7 separate regions of the Homo sapiens genome follow, and all the other regions are linked to region 1. Evidence: chromatin loops called from intact Hi-C (ENCODE). Cell type or tissue: heart right ventricle. All regions are shown on one strand.

The links. Hi-C counts contacts between places; a loop is a spot of excess contacts. Peaks named below come from ENCODE experiments on the same cell type or tissue, not always from the same donor. Only the 100,000 strongest peaks of a DNase experiment are listed, where the experiment ranks them.
Region 2: a loop joins it to region 1, with 3 times the contacts of the local background. A loop is called at or near these places in 7 of 110 quality-filtered maps.
Region 3: a loop joins it to region 1, with 4 times the contacts of the local background. A loop is called at or near these places in 40 of 110 quality-filtered maps.
Region 4: a loop joins it to region 1, with 4 times the contacts of the local background. A loop is called at or near these places in 16 of 110 quality-filtered maps.
Region 5: a loop joins it to region 1, with 2.2 times the contacts of the local background. A loop is called at or near these places in 21 of 110 quality-filtered maps.
Region 6: it touches region 1 in a loop (4-fold over the local background); 9 of 110 quality-filtered maps call a loop at or near these places.
Region 7: it touches region 1 in a loop (6-fold over the local background); 43 of 110 quality-filtered maps call a loop at or near these places.

Annotation. Positions count from the first base shown.
Region 1 is chr3:194,685,478-194,689,477 of GRCh38, forward strand. It overlaps FAM43A (family with sequence similarity 43 member A), which reads left to right and starts at 406. Exons shown (of 1, transcript NM_153690.5): 1 at 406-3,560. The coding sequence starts at 1,350. The coding sequence ends at 2,621. LOC124909474 reads right to left here and starts at 1,432. Exons shown (of 3, transcript XM_047449428.1): 1 at 383-1,432. The coding sequence starts at 776. RefSeq lists enhancers at 136-495, 1,247-1,752, 1,753-2,256 and silencers at 1,236-1,425, 2,256-2,555. In heart right ventricle, CTCF peaks have their summits at 461 and 2,422; DNase peaks (open chromatin) are centred at 374, 1,524, 2,454, 2,953 and 1 weaker place; H3K4me3 peaks cover 4,000 bases; H3K27ac peaks cover 4,000 bases.
Region 2 is chr3:194,927,471-194,931,470 of GRCh38, forward strand. No RefSeq gene overlaps it. Among named protein-coding and RNA genes, the nearest start is that of LINC01972, 160 kb to the left of the region's middle. In heart right ventricle, a CTCF peak has its summit at 1,987; DNase peaks (open chromatin) are centred at 1,961, 3,481 and 3,733; H3K27ac peaks cover 3,406 bases.
Region 3 is chr3:194,869,954-194,873,953 of GRCh38, forward strand. No RefSeq gene overlaps it. Among named protein-coding and RNA genes, the nearest start is that of LINC01972, 100 kb to the left of the region's middle. In heart right ventricle, a CTCF peak has its summit at 1,668; a DNase peak (open chromatin) is centred at 1,758; H3K27ac peaks cover 2,699 bases.
Region 4 is chr3:194,783,461-194,787,460 of GRCh38, forward strand. The region is part of intron 3 of LOC105374292 (a long non-coding RNA gene); the gene reads left to right. Among named protein-coding and RNA genes, the nearest start is that of LINC01972, 17 kb to the left of the region's middle. RefSeq lists an enhancer at 1-372. In heart right ventricle, CTCF peaks have their summits at 1,910 and 2,119; a DNase peak (open chromatin) is centred at 2,161; H3K27ac peaks cover 1,645 bases.
Region 5 is chr3:194,737,034-194,741,033 of GRCh38, forward strand. The region is part of intron 1 of LINC01968 (long intergenic non-protein coding RNA 1968); the gene reads left to right. The region is part of intron 2 of LOC105374292 (a long non-coding RNA gene); the gene reads left to right. Among named protein-coding and RNA genes, the nearest start is that of LINC01972, 30 kb to the right of the region's middle. RefSeq lists an enhancer at 270-449. In heart right ventricle, no CTCF peak of the experiment used is centred here; a DNase peak (open chromatin) is centred at 1,598; H3K27ac peaks cover 1,181 bases.
Region 6 is chr3:195,153,762-195,157,761 of GRCh38, forward strand. XXYLT1 (xyloside xylosyltransferase 1) reads right to left here. Exons shown (of 4, transcript NM_152531.5): 3 at 2,688-2,820. Among named protein-coding and RNA genes, the nearest start is that of XXYLT1-AS2, 7.9 kb to the left of the region's middle. RefSeq lists enhancers at 1-83, 1,521-1,660. In heart right ventricle, no CTCF peak of the experiment used is centred here; a DNase peak (open chromatin) is centred at 1,560; H3K27ac peaks cover 3,478 bases.
Region 7 is chr3:194,952,728-194,956,727 of GRCh38, forward strand. No RefSeq gene overlaps it. Among named protein-coding and RNA genes, the nearest start is that of XXYLT1-AS1, 140 kb to the right of the region's middle. In heart right ventricle, a CTCF peak has its summit at 1,603 (motif pointing left); DNase peaks (open chromatin) are centred at 315 and 1,561; H3K27ac peaks cover 1,337 bases.

The DNA.
Region 1 (4,000 bases):
ACCACTATTTTCCCAAACTTTTTGTACAGGAAATTATAATCTGTAATCTCATCTTCTGCCACCTCCCTCAGAAGTTTCGATCTAGACATACATGTATTCAGTGAGTGGCAATTCAGCCTGGGGGGTGGAGTGTCAGGATTCAAATCTTTTTGCTGCGGGGTAACCCCAGGTCCCAGTGATTTCCATAGACAAAAGAGATGCTGGTAAATTTGGGATGTAATTGGAGGATTGGACCGGTCTCCCCGCTCCCTCGACCAATGGCTGTCACGCGGTCCCTTTAAGAAACCAGGAATCCGCCCGGAGTCGGAGCCCAAAACAGATCCTCTTCTCTGCTCCTCCCCTGTCCCCGCGCGGCGAATGGTTCGCGCCGGCCTATATTTACCCGAGATCTTCCTCCCGGACGGCAAGGATGTGAGGCAGGCGAGCCGGACGCCGCTCGCAGCACCGGAGAGGGCGCACTGCAAAGGCGGGCAGCAGACCGTGGAGAGCCCGGGAGCGGAGCTGGACACCGCCTCGGAGGGAAGAAATGAGGTAGCGGCGGTTCCCGGACCCGGCCATGCCCGTCCCCTGTTCTCGGAGCCCAGCGCCGTCTCGGCCAGGCCAGCCCGGACACTGAGCGGGCCGAGCGCGAGTCCCCGGCGTCCGGCGGAGCGAAGATGCAGTGAGTCCCCGCGGGACTGCTGCGCGGGGCCCGCCGCGGCCAGCCGGACCCAGCATCCGACCGCACTTTGGGCGAGCTGCTGACTTGAGACCAGCCCAAACGGGGGGCTTTCCATCTCCAGCACCCCTCGGAGGTGGGGAGCACCGGCCCCTAGGCACACTCGCTGTAGAGTTTCCGCGGGTTTTGGCCCCAGTCCTGAGGGTTGTGTGTGTTAGGGGACCCACCTCACGTTCGCCGAGGAGTTCCTGCATATTCTTGCACCATCCCGGGTGCTGTTGCTGGGGCTCTCTTTATTTGCACGCGCGCTTCTAGCTTTTTTCCTGACATTTTCCACTCTACGCTCGTTCTTTCTCCCTTGCATTTTGTTGCTTGCCTGAGACTCTTTGCTCTCGCCCTTGCCCAGGCTGGGGTAATTCTGTGTGCGCGCGTGTCTCCCCCGCACCAACCTTTTTTGCACACTCGAAGCTGAATATTTTCTTTTTTAGAGAATTTACCCGCACCTCCTGCGGGGTTCCTAAGCACTCTCTCTGCTCCCCTCCCCCCAACTCCCTACCACAGGGCCGCTCCCAGTAGTTTTATTCTTCGATCTTGCCCGGGCCGAGCCTGGCAGGGGCCGGTGGCTCAGCGGGCCTCGCACCCGGCGCTCCGCCGCCGCCGCCGCCCAGCTGCGCCGGGGCGCCCTCCGGAGATGCTGCCGTGGAAGAAGCACAAGTTCGAGCTGCTGGCCGAGGCGCCGCCGCGGCAGGCGTCCAAGCCCAAGGGCTACGCTGTGAGCCTGCACTACTCGGCGCTCAGCTCGCTGGCGCGGGCGTGCCCCGAAGGCGCGCTTAGCCGGGTGGGCAGCATGTTCCGCTCCAAGCGCAAGAAGCTGCACATCACTAGCGAGGACCCAACTTACACCGTGCTCTACCTGGGCAATGCCACCACCATCCAGGCGCGCGGCGACGGCTGCACCGACCTTGCTGTGGGCAAGATCTGGAGCAAGAGCGAGGCGGGCCGTCAGGGCACCAAGATGAAGCTGACGGTGAGTGCGCAGGGTATCCGCATGGTGCACGCCGAGGAGCGCGCGCTGCGCCGCCCGGGCCACCTCTACCTGCTGCACCGCGTCACCTACTGCGTGGCCGACGCGCGGCTGCCCAAGGTCTTCGCCTGGGTGTACCGGCACGAGCTGAAGCACAAGGCCGTGATGCTGCGCTGCCACGCCGTGCTGGTGTCCAAGCCCGAAAAGGCGCAGGCCATGGCCCTGCTGCTCTACCAGACGTCGGCCAACGCGCTGGCGGAATTTAAACGCCTCAAGCGGCGGGACGACGCGCGTCACCAGCAGCAGGAGCTGGTGGGCGCACACACCATCCCGCTAGTGCCGCTGCGCAAGCTGCTCCTACACGGACCCTGCTGCTATAAACCGCCGGTGGAGCGCAGCCGCAGCGCGCCCAAGCTTGGCTCCATCACCGAGGACCTGCTCGGCGAACAGCTGGAGCAGGAGCTGCAGGAGGAAGAGGAAGAGGAGCAACCCGAGGGCTGCCCGGAGGAGGAGGAGAACCGTGCGGCAGAGGGAGATCCAGCAGAGGAGGAGGCCGAGGCGCAGCGTGCGCTAGTGGTCGCCATGCACTTTGAGTGCGGGGACTTGTTGGATACTCTGGAGAATGGCCGTGGGGAGGCGCTAGGAGGCGGCGGGGGCTCCCTGGGCCCGGGGGCCGGGCCGCCGCCTCTGCTGCTGGGCAGCGCCTCCGACATGAAGGCTGAGCTGTCGCAACTTATTAGCGACCTGGGCGAGCTCAGCTTCGGCAACGACGTGCGCACCCTGCAGGCCGACTTGCGGGTGACGCGCCTGCTGTCAGGCGACAGCACGGGCAGCGAGAGCTCCATCGAGGGCGGGGGCCCTGACGCCACCTCCGCCACCGCCGGGGACTCGTCCCGCCAGGCCGACGGCGCCAGTGCAGACGAGCCCCACTCGGGCTGAGCTCCTCCGCGCGTCGCCGGCGCTCCACCGTGGCTACCCATCCGTGGTCCCGACAACCTCCCTGTCCCTTGCCCGCCCCCAGGAAGGGGGAAATGGGGCATTTGGGGCCCAGACCTACACTTGGAGCCCAGGTCCAGCGTTCCCCCGACCGCTTTCCCCTACCTCCCGGCCCCCGCTCCCGCCCCAGCACTTTTGGCTCTGTTGCGCGTGGGGATGCGGGGAGATTTGAGAGGGGAAAACCCCGCCAGGAGGGAGAGAGAGGCACCCCTCTGGGATGCGGGTGAGGGAAGGTTGGCTGAAGTTCCTAGTCTCAGGCCGTAGGTGCCTGGCCAGTTTCCTGTTTGTGGGGCAGCTGGGGCCTGAGGAGGAGGGGTTCACTTCCTCCTCCCACCCCCTGGGAGCGGCCCTGCGCTGTCACTGACATCTCATTAAAAAAAAAAAAAAATTTGCTCTCAAGGTGTTTGAGGCTTTAATGCAACCCTTTAGCCCTTGGTTCTTTTTGGTGCAAGAATTCTGGCTGTTTACCTCAGACTCAGACCCCTGAAATGTTGCCAAATTCTTCAAATAACTGTTTGGGGGGTGGGGGGAGATGAAAGAGAGTCGCGTTTTGTTTACAGTTAAAGACATCCAATATCTTAAAAAGGAGTTTTCCTTTAGAAACACACACACCCTTCCTCTTGCTCAAAAGATCTCACTCCATGATACTGTGTAAAATATTTTTGCACTGTTGTGAAGTATTTTTGACTTTTTTCTGTACATAACTGTGTTCTCAGAGCTGAATGTTTATATCTTTTGCTGTGCAAAAGAAACATGTAAAATGTTGTTCAGTTGTATATACAGAAATGTGTATAAAACATTTTGTTATTTTTTAAAAGTAGCACTGTTCTGGTTCTGTTTGCACGCCAGTGGGGAGAGAATAAAGAGGAAAATTTAACAGAACAGGTGAGCGTCTGGAACTGCTGCGTTGGGGTGGGAGAGGCTGTGTCTGACCCTGGGATGGTGTCATAAGACAGTCTTTGGCCTTTCCTGTGCTTGGAGAGAATTAGGGAAGGAAGGTCCACTTTATGCGCCATCTGGGGCCTTCCTGGACCTCCACAACTCTGGGTGCTGTGTCTGGGACCAGCCTTTTCTTGTATTATCCTGTATTTTTCAGTAATTAAGTTGTGTGATCTTTTTCTGGTCTTTTGGAGAGGCCACGGTGAGTTCCATATCGCACTCCCAGACCTGTGAGGTTATTTATGGAGGAGTGACTTCCAGATCTGCTGAGATTTTACTACCTCCTTCTGTGGGCCATGCTAATAATCAAGCGTAAGGAGACTACCTTATCTTTTCCTTTACAAACAGCTCAGGGAGCTTTAAAGATGAACTAGAAACCCAAA
Region 2 (4,000 bases), 240 kb after region 1:
ATTTTTATTGAAGTATCACATACTTACAGAAAAGTATGCAGATCATAAGTGCCTATTATAGAGCTGTTCTTGATATTTTTCTGTAGGATTGAAATTTTTTAAATAAAATTTTGGGGAAAAGAAAACTGGTCACAGACTAGGTTCTATATACTGTCAGTTAGTCACACATGCCTAGGCGAGCGGACTCTGAAACTAATGTCACTGCTACCAGGTATCTCCTCTACTTGGAGCAGATAGCTGAAGTCAAGGTAAACTTCTTAGGATTAAATTTTACGCCTTTCTAGCACTTGCCACAGCCTCAAACTCTCTATCGCATAACACAACGAAACATCATAGCTCTCCTGTGTCTTGTGAGACCGTCCTACTGTGGACAGAATTCTCCTTGGGAGTGGGAAAAGGTTAAACCTACATTCATTCACAAGCATGAAGATTTTCCAAACCAAGTATAAGCATGTCCCTCCTCCATCTCACTGCCCTCTTCTGGGAAGAGACTGGTGAACTTGCAGAGGTCAAGAAGCCTCCTGAGAGAAGAGTTCACAAGCAACACTGACTCCTTCCTTTTGAAGATTCCCACTATTAGAAGATCTCTGATGGGCTGAGATGATTGAGTCTGGGACGATCTGGCAGGAAAGAAGTCCAAGTAGACCCTCCTCCAAAGCTCCCCATGGGCCACTAGCAGCATTTGGATGTGGAGTCAGAGAACAAAAGGAACTTAGACCTCCCTAAGTGTAGATTCCCCAACCCAATCAGTTAATGAGAAAGACTGAGGGGGAGCCTTGGTTCTTCCCTTCTTCAGCCCACAACAAGTCCCTTCAGACTGAGAGAGCACAAGAATTCTCAGATAAACAAGGTGGAATATCTCAAGAGGGACCAACTTCCTGTGAGTTTGGCTGTGGGGGTGGTTAAAGTGATTAGTCTGAACATTACAAACAGATGTAGTCATATGTGTCTTCCAAGCTAGTAAAGCAAGTTTTGTGTTGCAAGGGGTCAAAGGCATTTTCAAAGTCAAAGAAATGTTATCGGTCTATTCCTCATCTGCAAATCATACACCCCACACTGAAGGAGATATGTTCAAATTCTCACTGCCCACTTGTCCCTGCCTACTCAGTCTCTCCACACTCCTTCTTCCTCCCAAGTGGAGAGGCAGCAGCAAGTGCTGATGGGGAGTCAGGGAATGAGGCAGGGGGATGAGTCTCAAAGGACCTTTGTTACTGTAGGTAGTCAGACATGAGCAGGGCAGGAAAGGGCCCCCCACCCCCGACCAGGAATGTCAGGCGACCATCAGGTGATTGTTAACTGTCTCTTTAAAATATTAATAATAATTGGTCGCAGCCAGCACTAGGGAAAGGCAGTCTTCCAATCGATAGAAACATCTGAAACTGGCGATCAGCAGCTTCCCAGTGAGATCGCAGGGGCTTGGTAACTGAGCTCAAGCATGCGCACTAAGAGGAACAATGGCAGAGTTTAACTGGTATATGACCTTCCTCTAGGAATGCTGGACTGGGAAGGGAAAAACGCCTCGAGTGAGCATGCGCACGACCTCAGTAAACACTGCGCATGCGGCCTTCCCAAGTGCTGGCAAGCCACTATGTTTGTGGGCAGCCCACCCCAAGGGAAGCATCAGGGGAGATGGGTTGCGACCACCCGGAAGTGTGCCAACATATAAAACCCCGAGTCAAAGGTCAAACTGTGCACTTGATCTCTCAAGTCACCCTCCTGGACCTCTTCCAAGTGTACTGTACTTCCTTTCATTCCTGCCCCAAAGCTTTTGAATGCACTTTCACTTCTGCTCTAAAACTTGCCTTGGTCTCTCATTCTGTCTTATGTCCCTTAGTCAAATTTTTTCTTCCAGGGAGGCAAGAATTGAGGTTGCTGCAGGCCAGTACAGAGTCGCTGCTGCGAAGATACTTTGGTGCCGTGTGACTCAGATCCATCCCCTAGCGGTCACACCGTGAACTTTTCGGATCCATCCCCTAGCGGTCACGCCGTGAACTTTTCGGATCCATCCCCTAGCGGTCACACCGTGAACTTTGCTTTAGTCACGTGGCTTCTCCCTTCCGCCGCCATTATTCCCACTCAACGAAGTAATAGTCGGGCTCAAACACCACACGGAAGGCTTTGGCTCTAAAAAAATTTTTGTTCTGGCTTCACATAAGGCTGAACTCTTTTTTTCTAAAGTGATCCAAGAGTAAGGATTATGTTTCTCTGAACCTACTGGATTTTGTATGAAGTCTCTGAGCCAGGACACACATTTTAAGTGAAATCACACAATCTCAAAGTATGTTTGTACAGCCCAATTTCATCTGGAAAAGCCAATACTGCTACACAAGGATTTTTTTTTAAATTCCAAAGCAGTGAAGTAGTTGGAGCTCAGTAGCCCAGAGATGTGAATTATGCTCTCAACTTCATTATTTTAATGTTTAATTTGAGCATTTTTTTTTCTTTTGAGACAGAGTCTCACTCTGTCACCCAGGTCTTCATGTCCCAGGCCCAAACAATCCTCCCATCTCAGCCTGAGGAGTAGCTGGGACTATGACCGTGTGCCACCACACCCAGATAATTTTTTTTTTTTTTTTTTTTTTTGTAGAGACAGGGCCTCACTGTGTTGCCCAAGCTGGTCTTGAACTCCTGGGCTCAAGTGATCCTCTCATCTCAGCCTTTCAAAGTGCTGGAAATACATGTGTGAGCCAGTGCGCCCAGCCTCAAGCATCTTCATTATGATATGTATAAATATGTATCTATTTCAGCAAAGAAGAGAACTCATCCAACAGACCATACCAGACAAAGCAAAAATTGTGTAATTTTACTTTTGGCAACATCTCTATTGCATTGACTGGAGAGGGTTTGGCACTTCCCATGGAAAGGATGGCAATTTAAAGTAAAATATTATTGAAAACTTTATCCACTTGTGTTGGAGCCAAGTAGCAAAAGAGACACTAGAGTTTCTCCTGTCCTGCTGCTAACATCATGGTCTCAAGTCCAGGCACAGTATCTAGAAATACGTTTCGACATCCTGCCTGACGTCTTCCTGTAGCATGGCTGGCACCATAATTGCAGAAGAACATCCAGAGGCAGGTCCCTTTACTAACAGCCGTGCCTGCATTTCAACAGCCACTGGACTGCACCTGTGGAGAGAATCACTGCAGCCAAAATCTCTTTGTGGTAGACAAAAGCACCAAGAGCTTGTTGTGTTGAAATCAGGAAGGCACACTAGGGTGAGTAAGAATAATTTGCAGACAGACCAACCACTAACTCTATAGCCTCTTTCTAGAGGAGGTGAAAAATGCTTCCATTAAAATCCTGTATTTCACATTCTCTAAATATTTGAGCTTCCTGACAGGCATTCTTCTCGGAGTTGGGGAGGAAGCTTGACTCAGCTCAGCTTTGTAGGCCCATGAAGTCTTGAGGCACACACCAATGACAGGATACACTTGTGCAGCGTCCCAGGGTCAGGAGAGCTGGAGCAGGTCCAGCTCCTCCACAGCTTGGGGCATGGTGGGCAGGCAGCAGAGAGGAAAACAGTGGGAAAAGCTGGACAAGGACTAATTGAAAGCCAAGGTCGTTACTCTGATTCAATCATTCCTTCCTGGAAAGAGAGCGGTTTTGTGCTTAACCTCGTGGCCTAAGGTTTCCAGGATATTGCTGGCTCCTGGATCTCTCTGGGGCCAGCTTATTTACCAGGCTTCTAGGCCCAGGGACAGAAGGATGTCAGAGGAAATTACTCAAATGGGACACAAAGAGAAACCAAAGGCAAAGAAAAAGCTTTTAAAAATGCTGCTCACAGATCCTTCCAGTAGAAATTGCAATCAGTTAAACAGATGCCACATTTTTACTGCCCACTACAGCTTTAAAGTGTATTTCATGGAGTTTCAGACTATTTAAATTTTTTTCCAAAAAGAGTGTCATTTGGAGAATGTCCAAAGGGAGAAAAGCAAATTGATAACTTCTAAAAAACTCACTTTAACCTTTTACAAGCCCGTCTCTGAATATGCCCAAATGT
Region 3 (4,000 bases), 180 kb after region 1:
ACTGCTGCTCCAGGAAACAGCAGAGAGGGCCTTGGCCTGTGTATTCGGTTCCCAGGGTTCTCGTAACAAAGTACACAAACTGCGTGGCTTAAAACAAGAGAAATTCCTTCTCTCACACTTCTAGAGGCCAGAAGTCTGGAGTTGTGGCCGGGCCCTGCTCCCTGGGAAGGCTCTAAGGAGGAACCCTCCCTTGCCTCTCACTGCTGCTGGTGATCGTTGGTTCCCTGCATTCCTTGGCTTGCGGCTGCATCACTGCAGTCTTTGCCTCTGTTGTCACACAGCCTTCTACCTTCAGTGTGTCTGTCTTCACGTGGCCTTCTTACAAGGACACCAGTCATTAAATTCAGAGCCTACAGTAATCCAGTACGACCTTGACTTGTTAATGACATCTGCAAAGACCCTATGTCCAAATAAGGCTACATTCACAGGTACCGGGTAATTCCGAGGACACCATTTAACCCAGCTGAGCCTGGCAGTTAATATTCTCACAACCACAAACTCATCCGTGACCCAGGTGAGTCCCTTCTCATTCTGGGCATCTGGTTTCCACCTATAAAATGAAAGGGGTGACTGGAGTCGCTCTAGGCCCCAGCCCAGCCCAGAAGCACTGGGTGTCCTTAGACACTCCTGGACCGGGTCTCAGGTAGGTAAGCCGGGCATCAGGAACAGGACTGAGGAGGCCGAGGCCTGTGTGTGTTTCATGTTGCTGCAGGCGAGGGACGTGCACTGGCTGTCACTGCAGACACTGCAGCCATTGCTGAGGATTTCTGAAGTCCTGAGCCCCTAGGTTCCTGGGAACAATGAAGCTTGAACTCTGTGGCCAGAATCATAGCCCAGAGCTATACTAAGACTCAGTCCTGCCCAGCCCCCTTTTATCACCTAATTCATGGCACAAGTGCAAACTCACATTCTTGTCCAAAGAGGAGTTGGAACAAACTGGATTTAGCGCAGCAGATTCTGAGGGACATCTGAGGTCATGAACTGAGCGGGCGTGTGCTGCTGAGTCAACTCACACAGGCTGCCAGGTACCATCCTCAGACTCCGCAGGAGAGGGTGGGGAATGGGAGAAACTGGAAGAAGCTTCCAAGAGGAATTTGTGGCAAACCTGCTTTACCGTGTTGGTTCCCTTTGGGTAACCAGATTGCAATAAAAACAACAAAGACACTCTCCTCGTGTATGAGAACTTCACACCTCATGAAAAGCTTTATACCTGTTCGCTTGTTTGATTTGATTCTAAAAAGTTGTGTGCAAACAGGGACTTTGATTGCAGTTTTCCAGATAAAGAAACTAAAGCTCAGAGTGGTGCCACACAGGGTCCCTCCCAGGGGCTGCTTCTGATGGCTCATTCAGGAGGGAGACCTTTAGAATTACTGCCCAAATCTCCACCCCAAGGCACCCAACACAGTGTCAGCGTAATCATCTTCCATGGGGACACTCTGTTCTCACATTCTTGTGTAAAGTATGAATACCTGCATTTTATGGAAGATTGCTATTTGTATTGATTTATAACATACAATATAAATGAAAGCAGTGTGTTTGCTATGCAAACACAGGTTCAAGACCAGCCCAGAAGACCCCTCCCAGCACCTAAGCCGTTCCAGATGGGCCTCCTGGAGTGATCACAGTTGTTCTGACTCACAGGAGGCCAGCCAGGATGCTGCCAGGGAGGCTGCCTGTGTGAGCACGCCGTCTGCAGAAGGCAGTCTCACTCTGCTAAGACAGACAGCTTAGCGCCGGGCTCCTGCTGAGGACACTGCCCCGGGGAGAAACCCTGGGCCACCCCACTCACTGTTCTAGTCCCGGGCGGGGCCGGCAGGGCCTGGGCAGGTCAGACTTTGCTGTGGGGCTGGTTTCCACAGTGAGGGAGGAGCCGGTTCCGCTGCTGACTGGTGGGCAGCTCAATGCTTTGGCCAGTCAATGACATGGCCATTAGGCAAATATTTGGGGCTTGATTTTGGTTATGGTTTTTAAAATAGAAAATGAATAAATTAGGCTTGGGGAAGTGGTGTTTTACAGTCACGTGGGAGGAACAGGCATTGAATCTGATTGTCCTTGGGCTGCAGCTAGAATTGCAGCCTCGCCTCTGTGGCATTTAGGCGTTGGCTTAACCACAAATCACAGACCAGAGAAGGCCTCAGTGTCAGAGAAAGGCCTGGAAAGAAGGAAGCAGACACAGAGAGCCACGGACTCACCCAAGGTCACACAGCTCATATCGGGTGATTGAACTGTGTGGGGGTGGAATCACATCTGTCCAGGACATCAGCATGTCACTGGCACCCATCTGGCACCTGGCAGGGAGTGGGTGTCCATTACGTGGGATGACTGTGTGTAGGAGGGAGGAAGGCAGGCAGGGAAGGAGGGAGCGGCAGAGAGCGAGGACACAGGGCTCTCATTGTCCAGGCCCTGTGCTCTGCATCACCACTCTGAGCTTGACAGACAGAAACGGGAGACAGCGGGAGCAAGCTGTGAACAAGGGAAAGGAAGGATGGAGCAAGATGGAGAGGGTGTGGGGCCCAGAGTGGGCTCTACTTTCTCAAGCCATGCCTGACTGTCCTTGGTGATGACTCGGGCAGAGAAAGAAGAGGTACCCCAGAATGTTCTCCCCAATAATCCTGGCCCCGCGCACCCGTGCCATGGACTCTGATACCAGGCTCCCTGCCTCTTCTGCTGGAGTCCTGTGGGAAGAGGGAAGGGGAAGCTGAGAGAGAAGAGAGGGCAGGCACTCACCTTCCAGTAGGGAAGCAGCAGCAACCCTTAAATCTGCTCTGTCTTTTACCTCTGACAATCACAGGCCACGTGTAATTTGATCCCTGAAACAGCCCGGTGAGGTTCCCATTCCACAGACACAAAAAGAGAATCCCTCTGGGCTCTTGCCACATTCCTGTATGATTAGTTTTCTGGTAAACATGAATAAACCAAACTAAAAAGGGCTGTTAGTGTATTTAATTTAACAAGGAGTAATTCCTCAGTAAATCCAAGGACAGAATCTCTAATGGGCTTTGCTGATGAACTGGTCAGGAGATATTTGGAGTCCAAAAAATCTCAGCAACCACAGCTCAGTTAGCATTCTATCGAACATTTACTAGGTGCCAGAACTATCTTCTTACTCTATTGTCCCATTTACTCCTTACACCCCCGAGAGATGGGTACTATTATCATGCAGTTTCCAGACGATGAAACTCCAGTACTGAGAAGTTCACTGCCTGTCTAAGGTCATCTCGATAATCACTGGTGGCCTCAGCATACTTTTAATTATATTTCCGTGCCTATGCAAGAGACTAGCCTCCGCCAAATATTGGATCTTTGAGGGAGGGGGCAGCAGAAGGACACACTGGGGTGGTGTAATCAGCTGGTGGGGAGTGGGGGAGGGAGAAGCAAGAAGAGTAGAAGAGAATCAAGAAGGTCATTTTTTGGACAGTGGGCAAGGTAAATGAAAATCAGATATTTAAAAAGAAAATTTGGCCTGGTGCGGTAGCTCGTGCCTGAAATCCCTACACATCGGGAGGCCAAGGCAGGTGGGTCACTTGAGGTCAGGAGTTCAAGACCAGCCTGGCCAACATGGTGAAACCCTGTCTCTACTAAAAATACAAAAAATTATCTGGGCGTGGTGGTGGCGCTTTCGATCCCAGCTACTCGGGAGGCTGAGGTGAAAGGATTGCTTGAGCCCAGGAGGTCGAGGCTGCCATGAGCTGTGATTGCATCATTTCACTGTAGCCCGGGCAACAGAGTGAGACCCTATCTCAAGAAAAAAAAAAAATCACATCTGGGGCTGGGCGTGGTGGCTCACGCCTGTAATCCGAGCTCTTTGGGAGGCTGAGGCAGGGGATCACTTGAGGTCAGGAGGTCGAGACCAGCCTGGCCAACATGGAGAAACCCCATCTCTACTAAAAATATAAAAATTAGCCAGGTGTGGTGGTGGGCATCTGTAATCCCAGCTACTCTGGAGCCTGAGGCAGGTGAATTGCTTGAACTTGGAAGGCGGAGGTTGCAGTGAGATGAG
Region 4 (4,000 bases), 98 kb after region 1:
CTGGTTATTTCGGGTTATTGCAGAAGTCCTAGACAGATTGGAGAGATCAGCCCATCAAGTATATGCTGATCTGGGGTTCATAGAGAATCCAAAACAGTATACTCTCTGCAGTCAACATTTTCTCAGCTCAGACTTTGCTTCCCAACATCCTTTTATTTCTTTTTTGTAGGGAAGCTGAGGGAGAGGGTAAAACTGCAATTAGCTGCCTGCCCTTACTGTCTGGGCCTGTACCCAGCTCATCGGGACTGTGTTCGCAGTGTTCACATGGTAAACGTGTCACCAGGGGCAAACTGCAGCCTCAAAGGCAGGGAGTGGGATAGGAAAACTGGGCTATAAATAAGTCAGAAAAGCAGCTTTTTGAAAAAGGAGTGGCTACTTACAAAACTTAGGATTCTCGAACTGGAAAGAACCTTGGAAATTTAGAAATGGAATCAGAGTTGGAATCTACCTCAGGAGTTTAGGCCAATTATGCGAATTCCTTTCTTTTTGGAGTGATTGGCTGAGGCGTGGGAATATGACTTCACCCTAGCCAATGAGATGGAAAGGGGAGCCTGGGAGGACATCTGGGAATGTTTCCTTCATTCATAAAAAAAAATACCAAATACTTGCTTTTTCCTATATCTGAGTGCGTTTGTATGAGGGAATGTCACCTGCAGCCGTGGGTGCCATCTTGGACCAGGAAGGGGAACCCAAGAAAATCCCAGATAAGCTAACCCGGAACTCACCCAATTTAAAGACTCACCTTCAAGCAGACTTCAAAATCCCGATACAATACATTCCTTGACTTTGTCTGACTCCTTCCTGGACACCCCTAAGACTCAGTGGAAGTAGCACTCTCCCTTGCTGAGGTAAGAATAAATACAGTTGTTTCTTATCAACAGGTTGCTTTGGTGATTTTTGGGGAGCCAGCATTAGACACCAGCAAACAATAGGAAAAATTAGTGGGATGTTGTCCAGGCTTCATGGAGCTCATGCAGCCTTTCTCATGAGTGATTACGTGTGTGCTTTACCTCCCCAGAGGGACTCCCTCGTCTCCCTCATTTACTCTGGCTTGTAGGGGAAGATCATGCTCCAGCCCTTTGAGTTGCCATGTGTCTTCCTTCCACAGTTTCCAAGGGGCCTCCGGGGGCCTGTCTCCTTTCACACTCTCTTGTCTTCTTGCAACTTGGACTTTTCTCCCTGGAGCTGGAGAAAGGAGAAGCCATAGAATTGCCTGACCTGCCCACCCCCCACCCTTCCCACCCTTCCCCACCCTCGTTCATGTGATACCGTTTCTTTTACTCAAATGCTTTTTTTCTCTCTCCCAATACACAGATGATGGAATATAGGAATACCGGTAGACACATAGGCAGAGATTGCTTTTTCATCCCAGGAGGCTCAGCATTTTCCCACTCAGTTATTGAGCTTTTACAAGCCGCTGTTCAGGATGGTCAGACTCAGTTTTTTAGCACACCAGTAATTGCTTCTTTCTTTTTTCTTGGGGAAATTTTAGGCCACACTTTCTGTAGCAGCCCATGCTCCAATTGGACTAGCTGTGGAACAATTAGTTTCATAAATGAATGTGTCTGGAAAATGGATTCCAAAGTCCTCTGTCTGGTGTGTGACCTTGAGCTGTGTGATCTTGGACGAGTCCCTTTTTTTTTTTTTTTTTTTTGTGAGCCCAGGTTCCTCCTCTGTCAAAGAGAGAGTTGGGCTAGATGATCTCCGAGGGCTCTATGGCTCCTTGAGATCCTGCAGTTCATTGATTCTATGCCTCAAGGGGAAAGCATTTAGAGGGAAATGATTTGTTTTTAATTATAGAAACAAAACACGCTTCTTATTGTAAAAATTAGAACAAGTCAAAAGTATGCAAAACCTAACACATTGGTGTTCCTTCTTTGCTCCATAAATTCCCCTAGAGAGAGTCTTTTGGGGGCAGTATTTGCCAAGAGCACTCAGTGCCTGCTTTTTGATGATGTTGACACCAATGACTTCCAATTCACTGAGATAACTAAGGGCTGTTTTGAGAAGCAACTGTTTGTGTTCTTATCGTTTCCCTTTCCTTTGGAGGAAAATTGCAGAAGTTTTTTTGTGTTGTTTAAGGGTTGCAAAGCTCTGCTGCCTGTGACCACGCCTATGTCTTTGTCAGAAAATAGGACACATAATCCTGGCCTTAGCCCAAGACTCAGATTTGTGAGGTGCGTGTCTTCAGGAGGGCCTGTGACCAGGGTGCTGACTGTCCCACAGAGCCATGGGCTGGACACGCAGGTCCAGAGATTAGGTCCTAGCACAACAATATTGATCTCAGCACTTTAGTCTTCCTATAAACATGAACATTACCTTGTTATGTGTGTCTAAAGTTTTAATCAATTGCAGTTGGACTCTGTAGCAGAGAACTGAGAAAATACCAAGTGTTGGAGAACAACAATGAAAAGCACTTTTATTACCTGCCATTCTGGGGAAGCAGCCCATTAGGGAGACATAGATCAAGGGCATTGGCTACCAAAGTTCTCAGCCACATGCTTAATCCCTTAGATTACAGCTCATAGCTGCCTCAATGAGGGTCAGACCCGAGGAAGGAAGATAAATAGAATCCAGTGTGGCCCCAGGAAATTTGGGCAGGGCCATGCAGATGTGGGTGTGAGGTGAGGCTCAGTGTTGAGGAAGGGGTCGGGCGGGGAGAGTTGTATTCAAGGAAGGGGGATGTATTAAACTGTTTCTCCTCACCAGAGAGCAGAGGGAAGGAAGAGAGTAGAAGGCTGATGGGGCATTCTAAGGGTTAGATAGGGAAACTGATGGAGTGACAGTTGGCTGAACCTGGCCCATGGTGGAGAGCAGGCCAAGCCACACAGCCAGCCCCTGCCTCGATCCTTGAAGGCCCTGGAGAAGCTCACTGGGGTTAAAGAAGCAGGGGGCAAGGCCAGGCGCCATGGCTCACGCCTGTAATCCTAACACTTTGGGAGGCCGACGTGGGCGGATCACAAGGTCAAGAGATCGAGACCAGCCTGGCCAACATGGTGAAACCCCATCTCTACTAAAAATACAAAAATTAGCTAGACATGGTAGCGCATGACTGTAGTCCCAGCTACTCAGGAGGCTGAGGCAGGAGAATCGCTTGAACCCGGGAGACGGAGGTTGCAGTGAACCGAGATGGCACCATTGCACTCCAGCCTGGCAACAGAGCAAAACTCCATCTCAAAAAAAAAAAAAAAAAAAAGAAGCAGGGGGCAAAAAGTACAAGATGTTAAAAGACTGTGCCATAATACTACTAACTCATTCATTCAGTTACTCAGTCATTCATTTGTCTACCCAACAAATGTTTATTAAGCCCTTTCTATATGCCAGATGCTGTGCTAGGCCCTGGGGATATAATGGTAATAAGACAGCTGTGTCTCCTGCTCTTATGAAGGCTGCAGTCTAGTGGAGGAGATTGCGGTTGAATTAATTCCAAGGTGAAAGGCCAGGCAGAGGGGCGGCAGTAGAGAGGGTGGGGGCCTGGGGGCCTGGGCAGGGTCAGAGAGTGACCAGTACTGCAAGCAAGAGGGCAGAGGGAGTAGGTGCTTGTGAGGTGTAAACAGTATGAGGTGGCCTTGGGAAGGTTGTGGGGCAATCCTAGGGAGGCATGGTGGTCCTAGGGCAGGGCTGCAGCTTCTGGAAGAGTCTGACAGGTGTACCCTGCCAGAACTGGTCCTGGATTGGACCTGTGGGAATGGAGAGGGAGGGGTGATGATGATTGACCTCTGGGTTATGGCTTGGGGGTCTCACAGGATGTTAAGATGGGAGGTGGGGATGGGGTGAGGGTGGGGAGGAGTGGCACAGAGATGCTGCCCTAGTCACAGCTCCAGGTTGCACAGTCCCATGGCCCCGATTCCAAAATTGGAGGCGCTTCAGGTTGAAAGCACCTCCTCTCTGCAAAGCCCCAGGGAGACAAGAGGCTAGCAGTCTCTCTGCTCTTCCTGAGGATTAATTCATTCTGAATGTTTTCTTCTCAAGAATGAATTGAGATAACCAAAATTAGGAA
Region 5 (4,000 bases), 52 kb after region 1:
CTTCGTTCTGCTGCTGCTACTTTGGCTTGTTTCCATTTCTCTGCTCTGACTTTTGCTTTTGCTGCTTCTCCTTCTGCCGCAGCTTCTCCTTCCTCCACTGTGACTATGTCTCCCTCTTCCCTCCCCACCCTGCCTTTCTCTTCCCTCCTCTTCTTTCTCCCCTTCCTTTTCTCCCCCCGCTCTTCTTCTTCAGCTCCTGCTTCTATTTTTGCTCCTTCTGCTTCTTCTCTTGCTGTTCTTGTTTCTCCTTCCAGGGTTACAACATCTACTTCTCTTCCTCTTCCTTTCTCAGTTTCTCGCTCTTCCTCTGCATCTGTGTGTGTCTGTGTGTGCAGCTTCTGCTTTCTGAGCATCTACTTCTGCTTTGCATGTTTCTGCCACTTCTCCTTCTGCCTTTCCTGCTGCTTCTGCTGCTTCCATGCCCACTTCTTCTTTTCTGCCTCTGCCTCAGCGGCTGCTGCTGTTGCTACGCCTTCCTTCTTTTTTTCTTCCTCCTCTTCCTCTTCCTTCATCTTCCTCTCTTCTGTGGCCTTTGCTTCTGGTTCTGCTTTTTCTGCTCACTTTCCTTCTCCTCCTGCTCTGTCTTCTCCTCCTCCTGTCTTCTTCTTCTCTTCCTCCTCTGTTTTCTCCTCCTTCTTGTCTTCCTCCTCCTGCTGCTCAGTTTTGAACATGCTGAATTTAAGGTGCCTGTGAAACATTTACTTATACCTTCTCTAGGGCTTTCCAGTGTTCTTTAAGAGCTTCAAAATTTCCACCAACTTGGAACTTGCTGGCTGACCTTCAGAACAGTCTCTTTTAGTAGGTAGCAGATAATAACAAGACTTCACAAAGGAGCAGTACTCTACAATTAACCCAGTATTTACAAACCCATTATTTTATTAGTAGAACAGGGAAACTGAGGCTCAGAGAAATTCCCATACTTTGCAAGGCTGCATAGAAATAAGTGAAGCTTTTATAAGAACCTAGAGCCCCTTTTCCCAGGGTTTGCCGTAGGGCCTTACTTTTTAAAAATTTGTTATTTTAATAGACTTTATCTTTTTAGAAGCAGCTATAGGTTGACAGCAAAATTGAGAGGGAAGTACACAAAGTCCCAACAGGACCTTATGTTTTTACAGAGCTTAACAAGTCCCTTTGTATCCATGATTTCATCTGTTTAGGAATCACTTGAGAGGATGTCAGCTCAGAGAGGGAAGGGATTCAGTTATGCCCACACAGCAAAGCAATGCCACCTCACTGGGGTGAGGGCCCCTAGCTTCTTGTCCAAGGGCTCAGGAAGGACCAGTGCCATTCAGAAAAGTAGTGAGGCAGTGAGTGGTAGGTGTGGGCATTAAGCCAGCTTCTCTTAGTATGTCACCAGTCCCTCCCACTCACATCCCGGCATGAGAGAGTCATCCAGATCTGGTTCTCTGAGTTTTTCCATCCTTAAGGAAAATTCTAGTGACCTAAATCTGGGCCAGAAAACCAATAAACACAGGAGTTGCTTTTTAAGAAAAACTCAGTTGATAGGCTGAAAGTGCCACGAGGCCACAGGACAATTAGAGTATGCTGGGCTCCAAATGCTGAGCAGATGCCATCCTGGTTGGGAGCCAGGCCCTGGGAATAGAAACACCAGCCCTCTGTGCCAGCCCTGGCAGGGCCCTGGGAGGCAGCTGGTCTCCAGCCAGTGGCTCCCCTCTGTTGCCAGCACTGCACAGGCCCCAGGGGAATGAAAATTGAATTTGGCAAAATTCACATTCTTGTCTTTGGAGAGTGGGTGAGAGTTGCACCCTGGGAAGTAGATTATCAGCCAGCCCCATGAGGGGAGGGCTCACGTTCCTTTACTCGCCATCATGTCTCCAGGGTCAAAATCAGTGCCTAGCATATAACAGGTGCTCAGAAATGTTTGTTACTGACTATCTACACACTGAAGACAGGGAACGGAGCTTTCACCACTTCCTAAGGTTTCCAATTCCCAGATCTTTATGTTTGTAGGACTCTAGGTGGCTTCCGATTAAGTACCTATTGTTGAGGGGGACTGTGGGGAGTGGTTGTCCAAATAACAAGAGAATGGCTTCCACAGTCAGGTTCCATTTTAGAGGAGGCTCAGGGTGGAAGTAGTTTGCAAGGGAAGAGGCAGCCCGGCTGAGTCTTGGGTCTTGCAGGAAGGGAGGAAAGGGGATGCCAGAGAGATGTCTTGGGCATGGGAAGAGAGCCTAGGGCTTAACTATAGAAGGGCTTGTGGATGTCCTCTTGCTAGTTGTCCATTCACCAAGCATCTGTCTGTGGGCCTCTTCTTCGGGATGGGCTCTCCTGGGAAAGTACTGCATCTCTGTGTAGAGAAAGTGCTCCTTTCAGAGGAAGTGCTTTGAAGGGTGTGCTTAGAAGACATACCTTGCGATCTGGAGCGCAGATGGCCAAAGACACAAAAAGCCCCTGTGTACAGCCTCCCTGAACAGAGCAGCCCCACCCTAGAGGCTCCACTGGGGTCACTTCTGCCTACAAATAAGGACATGCTGCGAAACATGCTGACCAGTGCCTGCAGTGTGGGGCAGAGAAAGTAGCAGGTGGTTCAGGAAGACAGGAGGAAGCCTGTGGAGGGGGCAGCACCGGAGCTGGCCCTGGAAGTGTGGGGCAGACTTGGCCATAGAAGGGCAGCATAATCAAAGGCGAAGAATCGGGAGTGTTGTGTGAGTCACAGGTCATCCTGTTTGGCTTGAGGCTCAAGGAAGTGGGAGCTGAGGTTGGAAATGTAAACCTAGGCCAGGCAGAGCACCGTGGCTCACACCTGCAATCCCAGCACTTTGGGAGGCTGAGGCAAGAGAATCACTTAAAGATGGAGTTTGAGACCAGCCTGTGCAACAAAGCAAGACCCCATCTCTAAAAAAATTTTTTTAAAAATTAGCCTGGTGCCGTGGCATACACCTATAGTCTCAGTTACTCGGGAGGCTGAGGCAGAAGGATGGCTTGAGCCCATGAGCCCAGGCATTCAAGGTTACAGTGAACTATGATTACACCACAGCACTCCATCCTGGATGACAGGACAAGCCCTGTCTCTATAAACAAATAAACCAGCCAGGCACGGTGGCTCATGTCTATAATCCCAGCACTTTGGGAGGCAGAGGTGGGTGGATCACGAGGTCAGGAGATAGAGACCATCCTGGCCAACATGATGAAACCCTGTCTCCACTAAAAATACAAAAAAAAAAATTAGCTGGGCGTGGTGGCACGTGCCTGTAATGCCAGCTACTTGGGAGGCTGAGGCAGGAGAATAGCTTGAACCAGGGAGTCGGAGGTTGCAGTGAGCCCAGATCATGCCGCTGCACTCCAGCCTGGCGACAGAGTGAGACTCGGTCTCCAAAAAAACAAACAAACCAGTAAACAAGGTCAGAGATGTATGTGTCCTCCCCACGTCCCTCTGCTTTTTTTGACTTCTGGTGAAGAAAATTAGAGGATTAAGTTAATCAGATCCTGCAGTTCATGACATATTACCATCATTGGTCCCTACACATTCCCTCTCTTGATTTGCTTATGTATTCTCATTTCCCCATCCATAGCGGGATGGCTTGCTTCTAATACATTTGCCATCCTTCTTTGTGTTTGTGCATGTTCTTATATAAGTGATATTGCTGCCTAGTTCTTAGGATGCATTTTGCTTTAATGTATGTAAATGATTTGGGATTTCGTATATGTTATTCTGCTGCTGGCTTTTTTATTTGGCACTAGGATTTTAAGATTCATTCATACTACCAAGTGTGCGTACAGGCAATGACTTCTAAGGGCTGTGTAGTACCACTGAAGTACACCCACTACATCCTGTCCACGCCCAGGGGTGGACATCCATGTTGCCCACAAGTGGTTCCTTGGCAAAGGAACGCCATGTTGAGAGTTGACTTTTAGGCAGGCTGGTGGCCTGACAGGGCTGACGCATGATCACCAGTCAATGAGACACTGGTGAGCCCAGCTTGGATGTGTCCAGCTGGAGTTAAGTGGCTGTGACTTCAGGTACTTAAGGGACCTGCAC
Region 6 (4,000 bases), 470 kb after region 1:
ATTTATATCACATGAGAAGATTCCAAAGCAGGCCTTGAAGGCATTGGCGCTGTAACTGCATTTAATACTTAGCCCAGTTTAAACACCCCATGACGTCAGTTCTCCCCGATCCCTGAAGAGCTCACCAGCAGACAGGCAACTTCCAGACGGAGGGAGGACAATGAGGGTCCGAAGGGCTGTAACCCCCAATGCCAGAGCCGGGGAGCGGGGACTTAGAGCTCAGCTCTTCTCCTTCTCAGGTGGGGGAACAAAGGCCCCAAGGTGGCAGAGCTGGGACTAGTATCTAGGGCTTGGGACTCTGAGGCTCCCTGTATTGTTACAGTAGGTAGCTAGTCAGACATGAGCAGGGCAGGAGAGGGCTCCACCACCACCAGGAATGTCAGGCGACCATCAGCTGATGGTCAGGCAGTTGTCAACCGTCTCTCTAAAATGATAATTGGATGCAGCCAGCGCCAGGGAAAGGGAGGGTCCCAGTAGATAGAAAGAACCTGGAACTGACGACCAGCAGCTTCCTGGTAAGATTTCAGGAGTTGGGCACGTGGGCTCAAGCATGTGCACTAGGAGGCAAAACGGTGGCACTAGGAGGCATGTGCACTAGGAGGCAAAACCCTCCTCTAGGAAGGCTGGACTGGTAAGGGAAGAAACCAGGAAATAAATCACAGAAACAAACCATCTGGTAAAGAAAACACAAAGAGGAATGAAGATTAAGGGAGGGAGAGAGGGAGGGAGGGGAAATGCTCTTTAATGAGGGTCTCTCTCGCAACAGAAACTTCCACTGTTACTTCATTTGAGTTCTCCAGGGAGCGCGTGCACAACCTCGGTAAACACACTGCGCTCCCTCCCAAGGGCTTGCAGGCCACCCTCAGGGAAGAACCGGGGGAGGAGTAACGCAAACCCCAGAACCACGCCAATGTACAAAACCCCAAGTCAAAAGTCACACAGCACGTTTGATCTCCAAGTCACCCACTGGCCCTCTCCCAAGTGTACTTTATTTCCTTTCATTCCGGTCTAAAGCTTTTTAATAAACTTTCTCTCCTGCTCTAAAACTTGCCTTGGTCTCTCACTCTGCCTGAGGCCCCTCAAATTCTTTCTTCTGAAGAGGCAGGAAGTGAGGGTGCTACGGACCCATATGGATTCACTGCTGCGACCACTATCACCTCCCTCTGTTGGACCAAGGACCCCAGCAGATCTTCCTGGTATGAAGGGGAGGGAAGAAGGTGGGGAGTCTTCTACAGTTAAGATGGCAGGTGTCTGCCCAAACCCTCTCAAGTCGCCAACCCCTGACCTCAGAGGAAGAGGCCTACCCAGTGACTCTGGGGCCACACGTGAGAGGATTATATAAGGGAGAAAAGTCCACACGGCCCAAGGAGTTATCAGCTCATTTAGGGGCCTTGCAGGAATTTCCTGTTATGTGATCTGGGTCATGCAAATAGCCACAACCGAGCTGAAGCTGCCTCTTCACCCCCTCTTTCTGAGGGGAAACACAGGCTCTTGACTCACTAGTTGCCTGTACTCTGCAGCTCTCCAACGACTGGGCCTCCCTCCAGGAAGGTCGGCAGGGAGCCAGCATCACGGTGTGCACTGAGAACAAAGAGCGGGGCATGCCTGCGGGACAGCAAAATCCCAGCCCTTTCCGAACAAACTCGGCAGCTCTGCTCTGGGTGTGCTATCGCTCTACCCGCTGGAGAAACAGCCAGCAACATGAAACTCTCCAGGCCCAGGGCCACAGGCCTGGTTTATTGTAATCAAAACCCGCTTCAGCTGTTCCTTTCCTTTTTTTTTTTTTTAATTACAAGATGTAGAACAAGAACACACAAAAAAGTGCATGCAAACATGAAGCTAAGCTAAGTGGGGAACTGAGACCTTGCAGCTCTCCAGAGCCAACCCACCCCCACGCCCCCCACCGCCTGCCACGCCGGCTTTGGGAAGCATCACCCCCCTTCTCCTTTCCCATTCTCCGCACCTGCACATGTGCATCCCTAAAGGTTCCAGTTTGGTTTCGCTCTCGTCGCATGGAGCCGTTCCCTTTTTTGCTGTTGCTGTATAGCACTCAACTGAATGAATGCGTTTTATTTATCCATTCTGCTAAGTAGCAAATTTGAGTCGTTTTCAGTTTTGGCTACTACAAATAACGCTACAGTGAATATTCCAGAATGGTTCTCAGTCCTGGAGTTTCTCCATGACACAGGCTTGACAATCAAATGCAGCATCATGCGGAATGCGCTTCTTCGTGCTGACTACTGATGCCAGTCTGTGTTCTGACGTCTTCCCTCCCTACAAGACCACCAATCCACCCACTCTGCTAATAGAGAATGGGGGTCACTGGTGACTCACAGGCCAAGAAAGCCCAGCTGGTCAGTAGAAGGGAAGTTAAATCTTCCTCCGTAAGGCAAAGCCCAAGATTTTAAAATTCTGAGCTTAACCAGATCCAACAACCAGAACAACTGGGCTTTTCAGAAGAAAAAGGCCACAAACTCCAACAAAATAATGAGGTAGCACCTACGGCTTGGGATAGACCCACCTGCCCATACAATCAACTGTAAGCAATAAGTACCAATGTGTTCCCAAGATACTAAGTGCAGAAGGATCGGACGCCACTAAATCCCAATCTGTCACGGCTGGCAGAAGAGAGAGGGTGAAGGGTGGGGAGGGGTCGTGGAGGCGGCCCCCCTGCAGTCATGACGCACCTGTAAACTGGCTGCATCTCCCGGGCTATGCCGATGATGGCGCCTGGCAGGAAACTGTCAAATTCCTCAAACAACTCCCGGATGTTGGTCTTAAACTTCAGGTCTAGGTCCAGCTGAATGATCTGCAGGATCTCTGCGGGAAAGAGAAAAGGACAATGAGACACAGGTACACCTCCTGGGAGGCTCGGCCACGGACAGAAAATGAAGTGGAGGGCAGAGAAAAGGGCACTGGACTCTTACTGTTGTCAGTGAATGATGCACAGTTACCGCTGGAACAAAAGGCCTTTCATCTACCAGCAACCCCTCCACACTATTAGTCTTCACAAACGACTACCCGTGTCTTTTCTTCCAACTGCAGACATCCATTTTGCTTAAAACTAGGCGACCACACGCTCCAGTGTCGGCCTGCTGTCCTGATGTAACTGTTAACCGTGCACCATTTCACTCTCAAAAGTATCTCATTTGGATGATACCTTATGTGGACACCCTGCTTCCCTACATAAAACTCAAAGCGGGCCGGGCACAGTGGCTCACATCTGTAATCCCAGCATTTTGGGAGGCCGAGGCGGGTAGATCACGAGGTCAGGAGTTTGAGACCAGCCTGACCAACATTGTGAAACCCTGTCTCTACTAAAAATACAAAAATTAGCTGGGCGTGGTGGCAGGTGCCTGTAATTCCAGCTAGTCAGTAGGCTGAGGCAGGAGAATTGCTTGAACCCAGGAGGCAGAGGTTGCAGTGAGCTGAGATCGCGCCACTGCACTCCAGCCTGGGCAACAGAGCAAGGCGCCATCTCAAAAAAAAAAAAAAAAAAAAAAAACCCTCAAAGCATCCAGGTGTTTCCTCTTTGGAGCACAGGTGATAAATAACCCACACAAGAGAGAAGTAAAAAACATTATGGTCTCAGGCCTTTATCAGTGCGTTCTGCAAACCCAGATGTGTGTCAAGTGAAGATGCTGACCAGAGCGAAACGGCTGAATGATCTCAGATACCACAGTGTTTTTAATCCACTGCCTAAAAGACAGGATGAGCCCAGATTCTTCAATGTCACAATCACCTGGCACCTAAGAGCTGCTTCCATCACCTCCAGGTGACTCCGGGCTAGAAGCACAGGAGGGAGGCACTGGCGAAGGTCATTCCCCTATCCTTCACCCAGCCCAGCCTGACCAGGATCCTAGGTGTTGTGCCAGGCACCAAGCTGACCAGGACCCTGCCCTCAAGAGAGACATGCGGGTGGCAAAAAACAGAGGGAGGGGCCAGTGCTGAAGCCTGAAATGGAAGAGCAGCTGTGGGAGGTCCAAAGAGGGGGCGCATG
Region 7 (4,000 bases), 270 kb after region 1:
CCTTGGAAATCTTGATGAACAAGCTATTATGCTTACATAATACGATAATGACATGGAAATAGGTTCGCTGCAAACATAGGGAAAAGCTGTCCAAGAAGCCCTTGGCTCTTCTATCTTGGCTCTGGGGGCTCTTGGCCTGGATCCTGTCACCTGTAGACACTGGAATAAGCGTGTTATCCAGCAGACCTCAGTGAGCTTTGGGGGAAGACCCAGAAAGCCCTAGCTGCGTGAGACGGCCCAGCCTTTCCCTTTCTCTGGCACTTGCTCGGCCTCTCCTGGCAAAACATCCCAGCCTGGATTCAGCCACCATCCAGATGCTGAGCCCCACCCCAGACCCTCTAAAGAGGAGGGCTCTATGCAAGTTGGCCTGTGGTATTTGCTGAAGGGAAGCAGATCCTGTCTGCTTTGTTATCAGCAACCCCAGATGACCCCAGCTCTCATGTGTGTGATTGAGAAACGCTTCCTGCTCGTACAGAAGCCACACAGGGGTTGGTGGGAGTGTGCAGCCTCCAGGTGAGTGTGTGTGTAAGTGGAGTGTCAGGTGGAGTCTCTTCAGCCTCTCTCTCTCTTTCTTTCTCTCTCTCTCCTCTCTCTCAAAGATTGTTTGACTTGGATTTTCACGACACTATCACACACAATGTCCCAAATGATTCTCAGAACAGCCCAGAGAGCTGCACAAGGGAAGAAGCTTGTGAATCTCACACCAGATGTGCCAGAGGCCGGAGGCTGCACTCTGCCTCTCATCCCATGGGAAGGGACAGGCACCCAGGAGCACTGTCCTGCCTCCTCTTCCTCCAGCCCACGCTTCGAAGAGCTATGACCTTGTCCTTAAGGGCTTTACAGGACCTCGTGGCTCCCTAAAGCCTGAGGCCCAAGTCCCTCACTTTTATGTGCTTTGATGGTCTTGCCACCTTCTTTGTTTGTTTGTTCATTTGTTCATTCATTCATTGAAAGAACATTTCCTGAGTTTTCTGGAAGAAGATGGGACACATTGGAAGAATAGATGTCTGGGAATGCTCAGACCAGATCAGTGTGGATAGTGACTGGGGAGTTGGAGGGTTGCAAAGAAGTCTGAGGCAAGGAGCCCAGTTAGAAGGGTGTATTAGTCAGGGTTCTTTTGAGGGACAGAACTAATAGGATAGATAGATATATAAAGGAGAGTTTATTAAGTATTAACTCACACGATCACAGGGTCCCACCATAGGCCATCTGCAAGCTGAGGAGCAAAGACAGCCAGTCCGCGTCCCAAAGCTGAAGAACTTGGAGTCGTATTAACCATCACAGAGGGTGTTGTCAGTCTAGAGGAGAAAGGGTAACGTCCTAAAATAAGGTGGTAGCAGAGTGGTCAGCATGGCTGGGGAAGCACCATGGGTCAAAGTAGCCAAAGCCCACGGTTTTCAGCCCTGGTTCTAGAGTCAAATACAAAGCCCCAACTCTCCTGATTATATCCGCCCCCTGCCCCAGGAATGGTTCTGGGGCTCTGCTCAGGGCTGGTGCATACTCCCTCTCTCTGAGGCCTCGCCCCATTAGTTATCAGCTCTGACTTCCACCAGCCACTCCCAGGCCTTTTTCTACAGACCTCGTTATTTTAACAATGACATTCTTGGGGCCCCTGGTGGCAGTTTGTTGCTAATAAAAAAGGTCTGGGTTGCAGATGCTTCCCCCAACTGTGCCCATCTCCCTCTCAGATACTGCGTTAAACCTACTTCAGGACCGGGCAAGGGGGCTCATGCCTGTAATCCCAGCACTTTGGGAGGCCGAGGCGGGCGGATCACGAGGTCAGGAGATCGAGACCATCGTGGCTAACACAGTGAAACCCCGTCTCTACTAAAAATACAAAAAATTAGCCAGGCGTCGGGATGGGCACCTGTAGTCCCAGCTACTCGGGAAGCTGAGGCAGGAAAATGGCATGAACCCGGGAGGCGGAGGTTGCAGTGAGCCGAGATCGCGCCACCGCACTCCAGCCTGGGCGACAGAGTGAGACTCCGTCTCAAAAAAAAACAAAAACAAAACAAAAACAAAAAACAAACAACAACAACAACAAATAACTGACTTCCGAAGCTCGGATGGAACTGATTCATTTTACAGAATCCTGGGACTGGGTCTCCTTTGTTGCCCTACCCACCACCTATTTTTATTGCTTTCTTGGGGCTTAAGAATCTTGACTCCATCGGCCGGGCGAGGTGGCTCACGCCTGTAATCCTGTCACTTTGGGAGGCCGAAGCGGGTGGATCACGAGGTCAGGAGATCGAGACCATCCTGGCTAACATGGTGAAACCCCATCTCTACTAAAAATACAAAAAAACTAGCTGGGCGTGGTGGCACACGCCTGTAATCCCAGCTACTCGGGAGGCTGAGGCAGGAGAATTGCTTGAACCCAGGAGGCGGAGGTTCCAGTGAGCTGAGGTCGTGCCATTGCACTCCAGCCTGGGCAACAGAGTGAGACTCCGTCTCCAAAAGAAAAGAATCTTGACTCCATCTTTCCATACAAGCCTCCACTTTATTGGGAAATGCCAATTACTGAATCAATAAAAGAGATGTGTGCTAATTTGCAGGGCATTGTAAGGCAGAACAGGGACTGGTGCTGAATGTTCCAACTGAAATTAATAAGGAAAAAAACTAGGTAGAAAATTTAAAAGCCAGGTGCAGTAGCATGTGCCTGTAGTCCCAGATACTCTGGAGGCTGAGGTAGGAGGATCACTTGAGCCCAGGGGTTCGAGGCCAGCCTAGGCAACATAGTGAGACCCCCATCTCTTAGAAAAAAATTGTATTGAAATTAAAAATGTTGGGATGGGCAATGAATAAACTTTGCTGTTTTCAGTTTTTGAGATAAAGGAAATTGAATATGGGAATATCTCAAAACAAGGGGAGTTTCAAAGGTGTGTGGTGCCGGAAGAACCATTGTTTGCTGCAGTGAAATAGGCTGAACACGGAGTTTGTGCCCCCAAGTTTGAGACGCTTGCCCAGAGGCTGCACCATTGCCTTGCTCCAGCTGACAAGGGCTTTGGAACGGGCAAAAGTGAGTCCTGGGCCGCACTGGCTTCTAGGCTCATCCGGCCTTGACAGGGGGGACTGAAGGAGGGAGTAAGGGGAGAGGAAAAGAGCTGTTTGGTGGGAAGAGGAAGTCTTAAACACAGTCACGCCCCCAGACACAGGGAGGGAATTAGAGGGTCTCACTTTCAAGAGTCCTCCCCATTTTCATGAAGTCTGTTTTAACATAAAATCAGAGAATCTTAAGCTAAAAAGAGGCAGTCGAGGGCGCTTGGTCCAATCACTACCTAAGAATGTTTGAATCTATGTTCAAATCTCTTCTGCCACGTCCTTGACAAAAGGCTCTGTCTTCTGCTCGAGCACCTCTCGGAACAGATCGCTCGCCACCTCCCAAAGGAGCATAGATGTCGTCGGCAACCCTGGGGAAAGTAAGGTACTTCATCACGCCTTGTGTTCTGCATTTTGTACCTCCGCCTGCCCGTCCCAGCTCAGATGAACAGGGCTTCGGAGCACAGAGCAGCTTGCTCTTCCCAGGATGTCCTTCCAGGCCTCTTCTGCCACTTCTCCCTCACTCCAACCCCCAAGGATCCTCAGCTTTCCTCAGATGTCCCAGTCTTCTGCCTGTCATCACCTGGAAACAACCCGGCATGTTATTGTCCCTACTACCGGGTGATGCGGAGAGCCTCACCTGACCCTCCTGATAGGCCAGGTGTGGATGGAAGACAGCAAGCTGCTCCCTTTACCACAGCCACCATTCCTCTCCTGGGCCCCAGGTGCTCCAGCTGGCTCCTCTCACAGCCGATTAAGCCTGCATCTGGTTGACCAAGACCACAAGCCTTCCTCGGGTGTGCTGACCTTAACTCCAGGCCCTCTGTCTGGCAGGTTTTGCAGATCCCCGGAGGGGCTTCAGTCATCTTCTAGCCAGAGAGTGGAGAGAAGGGGCCAGTCAGCAGCTCGGTCTGTCCAAGGCAAGAGTCAACGTTGACGAAGGAACAGAAAGTAGTGGAGG